Linked DNA regions of Homo sapiens: region 2 is linked to region 1. Evidence: chromatin contacts called from ENCODE Hi-C or POLR2A ChIA-PET data. All regions are on one chromosome and are shown on one strand. Each heading gives the region's core, a stretch centred on a gene start or an enhancer-like site at or near the end of the contact. The rest is flanking DNA. Distances are from core to core; before and after follow the strand shown. Region 1 holds the start of NKILA (NF-kappaB interacting lncRNA). Region 2 has its middle 58 kb from the start of LINC01742.

Region 1 (5,996 bases), core at 1,033-3,532:
GAGTTCACAAAGGGCCTCTGGGAAGGCAAGTCGGTTCCGCAAACGCTGGCTCTGGGCAGGTCCTCCTGGCACCTCGCTAGTCTGGCACAGGCCAGCTAAGGTGGGGTAGGGGGAGAGCTTTCCATTCCAGGCTGGGAGGGAGTGTGGAGAGGTGGATGGATGGAAGGACCCACCACCAAAGCCCGGCCAGCCTGGTTATTTTTACCACTTGAAGCTCACTGTATAGGCTCAGGGGCCACAAACTGGCAGCCGCCTGCGGACACTTGCTTATGAGCCGCCCAGACACTGCCTTCATTCCACAGCGGCTGCTTCTCAGCTCCGGGCCCCAGCTAGGGGCAGCCTGGCCCCCAGCAGGGAAGGACTGTGTGCCCCTTCACCTGGCGTGCTTCTTCAGGGTGGGGATGGGGAAACTAAAGCTCAGGGAAGCAAAAGGTCCCCGAAAAGGTGGGCTGGGGGACAAGGTGTAGGCTAGAAGCTAGAAGCCAGAACCCGGGAGGTAGTGGTTCAATTCTCCACTCAACCAAATGTCCACCTAGGTGGGCTGTGTGTGCAGGAGGTAGAGACTTACTTATCTGAACTTTTGGGTGCCCAGGCGGCTGCGTTAGCGACAAGGTTCAAAACCCCACTCCCCACCGTTGGTCCACTGATCCCTTATTTAGGGCCAGGCAGTCCCAAACACAAACAGCCCCAAACTTTGACTCCTTTGTAACCATGGTCTCAGCCAGACTGAACCAAGCTGTCCAGACAGAGGCTATTTATAGGTGCGTCGGGGACACAGACACTGGCACAATGACACACACACATTCAAGATCCACGCTGGGCCAGACGGGCCAGAGCTGAGCCCTGGATTCAGACACCTGGACACACACGGTCCCCAGATCCGGCCCAACCAGACCAGACCCCCAGAAAGATGGACACGCTCAAGAAAGGCACCCCGGCCCGGACACGGGAAAGACACACAGAGAGAGGCAGGAAGACTCGGTGACACGCACTCTTGGGCAAGACCGCGACTCAGACCCCCAGACACCCCGAGAGACGCCGAAGACCCAGACAGAGCCACGCAGCCACGCACACTCCACAGACGCACGGACATCCACTCAGAGCCCGAGACACAGCGCCGCGAACACTCCAGACACACGCCCGGAGCCCCAGACACCTCGCAGACCAGACAGTGTCTCACACGCCCCTCCACCCCCGCCCAAAGTTGATAAAGAGCCGGCCTAAATGCTCCATCGCGACTGCCCTCAGGGAAATAAAATGGAAACTTCACGGATCCGCCCGCCCCAACCCTCCCGCGCCGTGCGCCGCCGCTGAGCCCCGGGTCCGAGTCCGGGCGGGCGGGGCGCGGACAGCGGGGGCCGTGCCAGGCTCGCAGCGCCGCGGGACAAAGCCGGGCCGGCCGCCAGCTGCCGCGAGCCGGGAGGGCGCGCCCGGGGCGCGGCGGGCGCTGCCCGGGCGCAGGGCGTTCGGTCCGAGGGGGCGCGCAGGGCCCGGACCCCCGCTCGCAGCTGTGCCCCGACATAGGGTCCGAGCCCGATGGAGTCTCCGGGGAGGGGGGCGTGGGGTCACTCACTGATCTCCATGCTCTGGAACAAAGAGCGTTTGCAGTTGCACGTGCAGGAGACATTGGGCTGCCCGGCGGCGGCGGCGGCGGTGCTGTTGACCCCCATCAAGCGGTGCATGGACGGCGCGGCGGCGCGGCGCGGGGCGCGGGGGGCTCGGGGGCGGCCGGGGGGGGCTCCGGCCGGCGCCCGGAGCTGGGGCCCCGCATGCAGGAGGCGCGCGGCGGGGGAGGCGCGCCCCGGCTCGCCGGGCTCGGGTCGCCGCCAAGTTCCCGGGGCGCCGCGGGGCTCAGTGCGCGGGACCGCGCTCCGCTGCGCCCCCCCGGCCTCCCCTCGGCAGCCCCGGGGGCGTCGGCAGTGCCCGCGGGTGGCGTCCGGAAAATGGGCTGGCAGCGGGGCGCGCGCTGCCGCCGGGGCTGAGCCTCTGCCGCTAGCTTTCCCCAGCCGAGCGCCTCCGCCGCCGCCGCCGCCGCCGCCTCCTCCTCCTCATTCAAGTCCAAGGAGATCGGGTTTCGCTCCGAGACCGCGGTCGGAGGCAGGCAGACGGTCTGACGTCAGCGCTAGACGGGGCTGCCGGTTCCCACCGCGCGGGGGCCGGGGAGGGGGCGCGCGCTGCGCCAATCCCCGCCGAGGTTCCCCCGCACCCCCTCCCCGAGCCGGGGGGCGGGGTGACGGGAAACGGGGCGGGCTCTTAAAGGGCCAGAGCTAGGCGGCCCACGTAGACCCGGCACCCGCGCAACGGAGGAGGGGCGCTGTGCCCTCTCCCCAACGGCGGTCAGCTTGGAACGCCTGCCCGGCGCACGCCCGGGGCCGGGGAGCCGAACTCGGTGCCAGCCGCACCCGGGCGGGTTGCTGGTGCGCCCTCCCCTCGCCCCCGTCCCTGGGGTCCTTGACCCAGGCTCTTGGGGCTAGCCTATCTTCTGAGGAGCACAAGGTCCCTGGGGGCTCAGGGAAGAGAAATTGGAGAAAGGGGGAGGAAGCCCCCAAGATGGATCACCCATTGCCTGGTTTCGCAGGAGACTGTCCGCCTTCAGTTCTCCAGCAGCTCGGGGATCATGGCCCACTGAACCCCCAAGCGCTTTCACCCGAACCCAAGGAGGACGACCAGGAAAGACGGGAACTCGCGTAGACACGCCCGGAAGCCCTTGTCATGTAAATAGCTGTCGGGGACTGGTGTATTGTCGCCGCCCCAGCCGGCGGGACCTGGGGCGAATCCACACCCATTGTCTGCTGCCCAAGGGGCCTCCGGCTGGGGGGCGCGGCTGCGGAGTTCAAAAGGGGTATGAGCAGGAGGGGTGTACTTTTAGTTCATTAAGTTTTAATTACAGGAGTGCTACAAGAACACATTCTTCAGGTTTAAAAAGATATTAAAATATTACATAAGAGACCTCCCCTCCCTGGCCCACCTCCAGCCTCTTAAAAATTTAGTGTGTCGCCTTTTAGACACTTTCTCAAAGCTTCACTTATTTAACAGGCACTTAAGGAGCACCTACCTGTGCCAGAAACTCTCCAAATATTAACTCAACCTGACACCGACTCAGTGTGGCCGAATATTACTCTCCCCATTTTACAGAGCGGGCAGCTGGTCAAGGAAGTCGCTTGTTGAAAGTCACACAGTGGTGGAGCCTGTGTGCCAACCCAGGACCCTGGGGAGCTGCCTCCCCCTCTCCCACGTAGTCCTGATTCTTTAAGTGTCCACATATTCCTGTAATGCCTGGAGTTTCAGTAATTAGCAGGGACTTAGTGTGTTCAGAGAAAAAAAAAGCTTTTAAAAATTATTGTTACTGTGTTTGTAACAGTTTGGATAGAGAAGGAAAAGCTGGAATTTGGGAAGTGAAGGTGGCCTCGGGGTAGAACTTACCTAGACCAGAGCGAATTCATCCTGAAGAACTCAGAGAAAGCCGGTGCAGGAAGTGGGTTCCCGCTCTCCCTGCACAGGCACAGTGATGCTGCCAGAGCTCTCCCAGAAAGACCAGGAGGCTTGTTCTGGAGAAGTCAAGCCCAGGGATGTGGCTCAGGCTGGTCCAAGCTCTTTGGAGGAGTCCAAGCGTGCCCAGCCCAGAGGGAGGTTCAGAGGCACTGACCGTCTTCTGTTTGGGAGGAGAAGCTCACTCTTGGAGCCACAGCCAGCACTAGGTCAGGACCCAGGCCCCGGCCCAGGAGTGGGGCAATACCCAGCGTCTACCCCAGATGGCACCCTGCTGTGAACTGGGCGCCCTCAGCCCCTGCCTTGAGGAAGGGGCAATACCACCAGCGTGTCTTTTATCAGGGAAGATATTGCTGCAGTTTGGCCGCTGCAACTTAAGAGAAAAGCTAAGGGGTCCCCCAGCATCCCTTGGGGTGCCACTGCAAATACTGGCTGGGCCTGGAGATGACCTGGGTCCCATTCACTTCCTAGGGTGAAGGAGGTCATCATTACCACCCCTGCTTTCAGCCATTTCTTCATTCATTCAATCAACAAACTGGCTGAGCTGCAACCCTGAGCCGGGGAATTCAGCCACTCCAGACACAGCCCCTGCCCTCCGGGAAGTCTCGGGAGACCTGGCTAGTCTGGCTGGGAGAAGTCACACGTTGATTGTCTTGGAAGTGAGATGGCATTTACACAATGGAGGCTGCACTGCCAGCAGGCAAAAATAACCAGTTAATTCAGTGGCTTAAAGAAACCAAACCTACCCACAACGCTTGACCTCCCATTGATCCATCTGCGACACCGGCAGTGGCTACCATTTATTGAGTGCTGATGGTGTCACCTGGGATTGACTTAGTGGTCTCTGGCGCTAGTTCCGAAGTTGATTCTGTCTGGAGAGCTTAATGCAGTGTTCAGACCTCAGGGTCCGAACCTGAGGGTCACCCAAAGATGAGTGGGACATAGCTGTGTGACCTCGGCTGAGTGCTTTCACCTCTCCAACCTCAGTTTCCTCTTCTGCAAAATGGGGTGGCTTCATGGCACCTTCACGTGGTGTGATTGCGAGGAATGAAGGGATCGATGCCTTGCAAGTAGAGGAGAAGGGGCCGGATACATCTTAGTTGTTATGTTATTTAATCATCTTGGCAACCCCGGGAGGGAGGAACCACTATCATTTTATTTTCCATTTTGCAGTTGAGGACAATGATGATTCCAGCACAGACAGGGCCCCTGACGGGGCAGTAGGAAAGGAGAATTGCTTTGGAAGGAGCATAGGCTGGACTGCCAGCACTCATAGGAGGCTTCGTGTGTGCCCAGGACTGCGAGAATTAAATACAGGACACCCAGTTCAGTTTGAATTTCAGATAAACTATGAATAATGATTAGTGTAAGTATATCTCAATTTAACTGGATAGCTTGTATTTTTCTTTGCGAAATCTGATAACCCTAGATGTGCCAGGGACTGTGATGCTGGCATTTTGGGCATGAAGGGCAGAGCCCACTGTCAGGCACAGGCAGAGAAGGTCACAACTCCCTGATTCTACCCAGGAGAAATGGGCAGAGCCAAGGTGTTAATGGGCTGAGGAGGGAGGGCTCACTGCTGGGAGTGGGAGTGGGGAGGGGGCACCGCGATTGGGCAGGCCTGAGTCCCTGGGAAGAATGCCACAAGTCAGAGGCAAAAAAAAAAAGGTTTTGTTCACTCATTGAACAAACATTCTGCTCCTATTCAGTGTGAAGCTCTGTGCTGGGTATGGGGCACAGGGCTGGGAAGAAAACCAACTCCCTGACCTCGTGTGACATTGTGGGGGACAAAGGGACTAAAGACACACACACACATGCAAACTCATAGCTCAATGAGGTCAGGAGGTCATTTCAGACATGGTGATAACAGGCCAAAGGCCAGAGTTGGGGTGAGATCAAGGAAGCCCTCCCTGAGGAGGTGGCATCTCATTCCACCTGCAGTTACCAACCACCCACAGGTGCAGCCCCAGCCATACTGAGGCTCACAGGTGAGGCTGACATCACATGTGTAAAAAGATGAGTCCAGGTGATAATTTCAGAGAGGGACGAGACCTGGGAAGAATATAAAAGGAGAGGGTTTGGAGGCGACTTGAGCCCAAAGGGTTGGGCCTCCTCTCTGGGGAGATGTGGGCTGGGCATGTAGGGGACAGTAGAGAGGGGATGCCAGGCCAGTGGGGGCATCAGGAACTGGGAGACTCTCATGGTCCCAGCAGGTTTGGAGTTTGGGACACATTTCTCAGCCTGGCTGTGGCCATGGGGTTGTGAAATGGGTGTGTGAAGCAAATGGATTGTGAAATGGGTGACTGCAGAGACAGGCCTTTCTGGGACTCCAGACAGCGTGTGCCACCATCCGCCCTGCCCATGGGTTGAATCCGCGGCCGGGGGGATTTTCCAGAGGAAACGTCCTGTTTCAGCAGGTTAAGGGGCTTTGCTCCCAGCAGCGCCGCGCATCTGTGCTCTGCTGGACTTGTGTGCAGAGCCAGCTTCGTGGGAGTGTGACCCCCCTG
Region 2 (6,119 bases), core at 3,391-5,890, 240 kb after region 1:
CCCGGGGCCACACATTTGAAGAACTGCTGTGCTAGGTAATCCTTACAATGGCCCTCGGCCCATTTTACAGCTGAGAGGACTGATGCTCGGAACTGAGAAGAGGCTGACTCTAGGGCTAGGGAGTGGATTTGAACCTGGTCTTGAGACTCTAAAGCCTGAACATCACCTCTTCCCTTTGCCCCATCAAGAGTGGTCCAGAGGAAGGACGACTCCCTCTCACAGTTCCCAGATATCACCTCTGCCCTCTGCACACTTGCCCCTTCCTCTTCCTGTTCACCAGCTGCCACGCCTCACTTCCTGTCAGCCTCCAGCTAGGCAGCCTGGGGCTCGCTTTCCAGCCTCCATCCCAGGGAAGCGGCTGCCTCCTGAGGGAGGCCAGGCCTGGACAGGTCCCCGATGTCTGTTTCCAAGCCCGACTCAGTCCGTCCTGCAGGGTGGCAGATGCTTCTCCCATCTTGGTAGTTCCTGCTATGCATGGAAGCCATCGCCTTCCAGGGGCTGGCATAGCTGTGATTAAGAGCGGGCTTTGGCCCCACATGAAGCTAGGTGCAAATTCTTGCCCCACCCCATGCTAGCGGGTGGTTCCGGATGTGTATGTTCCCTCTTGAAGCTTCCTTTTCCCTGCCTGTAAAATGGGACTAATGGTGTAAAGGCCCCTAGGTCTGACCTACCTGTCCGTCTCTGGTCCTCCCTCTCTGCACTCATTACTCTGCGTCTAATTAGTCTTCCCTCCATTTCCTCCGTGTGCCTCGTGACTTTGCACACCCTGTTCCGCTGCCTGGAAGGTCCTCCCCCACCTCTCTCCTTTCCGTCCTCAGAGCCACCTTTCAGATCTCAGCTGAATGAGGCATTCCTTGGTAACCCTGTTCAGACAGAAATTATAGAGGCCACAGTGAGAGCGCAAAATGGTGATCTTAGCGATGCCATCATATGTCACTTAACGACAGGGATGTGTTCTGCAAAATGAGTTGTTAGGTGACCTCATCATTGTGCAAACATCATACAGCCTGCTGCACAAACCCAGATGGTGTAGCCTCCTACACACCGGGCTATGTGTGTAGCCTGTGCGGCCATGGCTGTACTGAATACTGCAGGCAGTCGCAACACATGGTGAGTGTTTGTGTATCTAAACCTATCTCAACACAGACGAGGTACAGTAAAATATGGTATAAAAAATTTAAAACTGCTACACCTGTATAGGATACCTGCATGAATGGAGCTCCCAGGACTGGACGTTGGTGTGGGCGAACCAGTGAGTGAGTGTGGAGAGATGTGGTGACCTGGGACATTACCGCTCCCTGCTTCACACTTTATAAACACTGTACACTTTGGCAACGCAACATGTGTAAAAACATATTTTTCTTTCTTCAATAATAAATCAATTTAGCTTAGTGTCAATTTTTACTTTTTTAATTTTTTAACTTTTTGATGCTTTTCTAGTAACACTTAGCTTAAAACAAACACATTGTACAGATGTACAAAAATATTTTCTTTCTTTCTTTCAACAAGCTTGCAGTTGTGTTTTCTTTCTTTATATCTTTATTCTATAAACTTTTTTCTACTTTAAATATTTTTTTAAGTTTTACTTTTACTCTTTAAACTTTTTTGTTAAAAACTAAGACACAAGCACACACTTGAGCCTAGGCCTAGACAGGGACAGGATCCTCAGAATCACTGTTTTCCACCTCCACATCTTGTCCCACTGGAAGGTCTTCGGGGCAATAACACGCATGGAGCTGCCATCTTCTATGATAGCAATGCCTTCTTCCAGATTCCTCCTGAAAGACCTGCCTAAGGCTGCTTTACAGGTAACTTTATATATACATAAACTTTATATATACATATATTTATATGTGTGTATATATATATATATGGAGTACATGCTTAAATAATAAGAGGTATAATATAGTAATTACATAAACCAGTAACAGAGTAATTTATTATCAAGTATTATGTACCACACATAATTTTACGTGCTAGACTTTTATATGACTACCAGCACGGTAGGTTTGTTTGCACCAGTGTCACAACAAACACACAAGGAATGCGTCCTGCTCCGAAGTTATGATGGCTGTGATGTCACCAGGTTACAGGAATCTGGCAACTCCATTATCATGTTATGTGACCACCATTGTGTATGCGGTCCATCATTAACCAAAACGCTGTTATGAGGTGCAAGACTGTCATTACATAATCACTTGTGTGATTATTTATTTTGTACCTATAGTCCCTTTGAGACCTGCACTCTCCAATACAGGCATCACTAGCCACATGTGGCATTTTACATTTAAATTAATTACCATTAAATACAATTAAAAATTCAGCTCCTCAGTGCTCCATTAACCGCTCGGCCATTACCATTTTAGTGCCAGTGGCGGCCCCTGAGTGTCTTTGCCTGAGAGCCATCAGTGGCTGCTCAAGCCTCTTGTACCCACACATGAGGCAAGCTGAAGGTGCCCAGGAAAAGCAGTGCCCAACCAATGAATGCCAGGAGTTAGCATGTCAGTATCCCAGCTCCCTTGTCCCTCCTGCAGGGTAACTGATGTGTTTCTACCCAGACTCCTTGGACTGGGTCCACTCATCACCCTGACCAGTCAAGAGGTGTCCCAGCCATGTCTCTGGGAAGAAACAGCTGAGATTTCCCTCAAGAGAAAACTGAAGTGCTTGACACAACATGCACAGAGATACAAGCAGAGAGAGGACCATCGAGTGGGGAATGCAGCTAAGACCAGCAATAGCTGGCAAGGGCCAGAAACTGCCTCACTGAAACCTAGCAGGAGCTGGACCCAGGATTGGGTCCCCTTGTCCCTGTCCACCATAGGAGCTGTGGCCCTTGGAGGCCAGGCCGCGTGACAACCTGGGGAGAAGGACACACAACCTCCTGTCTCTCCTCTCATCCTCCATTCTGCAAGTGCTCATTTTGGACAAACCTAATCAGAAGTCAGAGGACAAGGGACACCATGGATGCAGTTTTTAAAGGCCATCTTCCCAGGGCTCAGGATAGGATGGAGACAGACAGAGAATGGGTGAGGGTTGGGCGGGGAGGCTGGAGAATACTTAGTCCAGGTGGGCACAGTGCTCTTTCTTCTAGAACTTTGACTCTTCAATTGAATGATGAAATTATTAGATGCTGGGAGAAACAGTTCCTTTATTCCTGCAAGAAGACCAGCGAGTCTGTCATTACTCCCAGCTACCATGATTCCCTTGTTCTGCCCCAGAGCTGTTTATTCCAAGCCAGGTTCTCCAGCCTCCCTTGCTTATCCTGGGTCCTCCCTGTGCCCTCCCAGCAAATGTGCTCTTTGCTGCCAGTGGCCGGTATCAGTTTCTGTTGCTTACAACCATCAAGCCCTACCTGGGCAAAGCCCATACGAGACCCTGATGCTTTTGGGGGCAGCAGAACAGGACATGAATATAGACATTTTGGTAACATTCATCATCCCAAACAGATTTTAGGGCCTAGGAAACTTGCCTGGGACACCACACTCAGTGGGTAGCACAAGTCAAGACAGAGCCAGTGCAGCAAAGACTTACCCTGGTATTGTTTCTAGGGCTGGGAGCCCTTGTTTTAATGGACCAAGCAGCTCATCTTCCTCTGTTTTCCCGCCTACTCCTACATTGGACTTTGACCTGTCACTTGGACACATGAAGCTTGTTGTTACCTCAGAGCCTTTGCACCAGCTGTCCCCACCTCACAGTCCTTCACTCCTTACCCATATTTACCTACTTAGTGCAGAGCTGGAATTCCAAAACAGGAGACCCCACATCCCAGCCTCATGAATGAGGAATTGGAACATGGAATTGAATAAGGAAAAGTCCACTGATTTTGTATGAGGCAAGAACAGACACTGAGTGCAAGGGCCGGGGCAGGAATGGGGAGCATCTGGTCCATACGGTAGGCAAAAGTCAAGTTAAATTTGGACCCGTGCTGCCTCTTATGTTCAGAAGAAGCCAGGATCCTGTGGCCCCAGAGTAATCACTGGCTGTCGTGCAATCACCGTGGATTCACAGGCCCTCCCCCTGCCAGGCCCTTCACGGTGACACCTGCTAGTGAACTCCACTTTCTGCTGTGGACTTAAAGGGCACATCAGACCTGTCTGCACTATTTTTGAGATTTCCTCTGAATCTGTAATTCCCCAAAACAAAGAAAATCAAATCAAAGGAGAAGCAGCAAGCATGGGGCCTTGTGGCGCCTGGACAACCATCTTGAGGGGTGTGGCCTTCATGGCAGGGGTGGGGTGGAAGCGGGTGACTATTCTCCATTGGTGTTAGGTTTTAGGCCAGGAGATGTGAGCCTTTAGGCTGCTGGGGGTAGCTGGATCGGGGTGAGTGAGTGGACAAGTGAGCCTTAGCTAGGAGGTCAATGATAGTCCAGGCATGAGCCATGGGCTGGGGGCGATGGAAACGGGCAGTGGAGACAGACCCAGAAGGCACCAATGAGGCAATGAGGCAGAACCCACAGAGCTTGGCGACTCTCCATGGAGTCTGGTGGCTCAAGTGAGCCAAGGCTGACCCGAAGGGGGATTTTTTTCTGCTGGACAGGGAGCTCTAGAAAGACAAGGATCCTGTTTCCTGGAACTTCTAGGGCCTAGATCGGTGCAGAGCAGAGACAGAGGGCTGAGGGTCAGCCATCTGGAGAGAGGATCAAGAAGGGGTTACCCTACACTCGCCCTCCCCAAACCCCATCCCACCTCCAGGAAGGCTCCCCATGCTTTGTTTGCTCAGAGGAGTCTGATGCGTTCCCTAAAAGTAGATTAAAACATGCTCTGGAATGCTCCCTGGAGGCCGGGAACAGAAGTCTTGAGCCTGGAGTGAACATTAAATACATATGGGTAAGGCCCCCAGCAGCATTCGGAATGAGGCCGGAGCTCGCGGCCATATGGGGATGTGGTTGTGGAAAAAAAATATTTATAAAATGGCTTTTCCAAATGTTTAATCTACAGCAGATGCATCTAAAATTAATCTGTTTGGCTTGGCTTTCACTGTGGGGAGATGCCATTTCATCGTGCCGGCCGCCTGGAGCAGAGGAAATGGGGGTTGTAAAAGATTCATCTGTTTGTGAGTCAACTCCAAATGAGATCTTCAGAGGGCAGGGAGGCAGTGGAGGCAGGAGAGCAGGTCTGGGAAGAAAGGGAAAGAGGTTCCCCCACACCCCTGATTCCCATGGGTCACCCACACGTTAACTCTCATCTCATGGATGCTATATGTTGAACCTTTCCCACTGGAGTAATAATCTGATGGCTGTGTTTCTTACTAAGATGTTGCACTGTCATTCCGACTACAGTTGAGTAATGGGTCCCACAATGACTCCTACGTGTGGTGTTTCCATTATTTTTGCAGAAGGGAAAACAATCCCCTACTGAGAGTGCTTTATACTAGAGAAGTTTCTGGAATGGGAAACAGAACCACTGACTTCTCCAGCCTCCTTCTCAGTATACACAGCCACCTTCGCCATCTCACAGATCCTAAGCCCTTTCCAACTGCAGGGCCTTTGCATACTCTGCTCCCTCTGCCTGGAAACTCTCCCTTCCTGCTTTAGACTAAATATCAATTCCTCAGTGAGGCCTTTCCTGAACTTCCAAGCCCGGAGCGGGTGTGCCCCGTGGTCTCTCTTCACTGTTCTTAAGACATTCACAACCTCATTTTGATGGTGGGACGCTGCAGCTCACGTCTGAGTCCCATCCAAGACTTGGCCCACTGCTGTGCCCTGCACAGATGGACAGATGGTTGGAAGGATGGATGGATGGATGGATGGATGGATGGATGGATGGGGTTGGATGGATGGATGGATGGATGGATGGATAGTGGATAGATGGATGAATAGTGGATGGATAAATGGATTAATGGATGGATGAATGGATGATGGATGGATGAATGAGATGGATGGATTGATGGATGGATGGATGGATGGATGGATGGATGGATGGATGGATGGAAGAATGGATGATGGATGGATGAGATGGATGGATGGATGGATGGATGGATGGATGGATGGATGGAAGAATGGATGATGGATGGATGAGATGGATGGATGGATGGATGGATGGGGGGTTGGATGGATGGATGGATGGATGGATGGATAGTGGATAGATGGATGAATAGTGAATGGATAAATGGATTAA

The links. A loop is a pair of places that touch in the nucleus more often than their neighbours do. ChIA-PET counts read pairs that join two places held with the same protein, here RNA polymerase II (POLR2A).
Region 2: a loop to region 1 is called in a map of chondrocyte, with 3 times the contacts of the local background. The contact joins the enhancer-like site here to the promoter of NKILA in region 1. A Hi-C loop is called at or near these places in 1 of 168 maps with a recorded cell type or tissue (chondrocyte). POLR2A ChIA-PET finds 5 or more read pairs at or near these places in 3 of 52 experiments (A549, AG04450 and PC-9).

What each region holds. Positions count from the first base shown.
Region 1 is chr20:57,707,901-57,713,896 of GRCh38, forward strand. NKILA (NF-kappaB interacting lncRNA) reads left to right here and starts at 2,283. Exons shown (of 1, transcript NR_131157.1): 1 at 2,283-4,880. PMEPA1 (prostate transmembrane protein, androgen induced 1) reads right to left here and starts at 2,115. Exons shown (of 4, transcript NM_020182.5): 1 at 1,574-2,115. The coding sequence starts at 1,682. RefSeq lists enhancers at 497-1,108, 4,169-4,780 and silencers at 1,947-2,376, 2,397-2,516.
Region 2 is chr20:57,943,116-57,949,234 of GRCh38, forward strand. No RefSeq gene overlaps it. Among named protein-coding and RNA genes, the nearest start is that of LINC01742, 58 kb to the right of the region's middle. Within about 2 kb of position 4,641, at least 2 of the 41 ENCODE cell types and tissues checked have a DNase peak (open chromatin) inside an H3K27ac peak, as active enhancers do.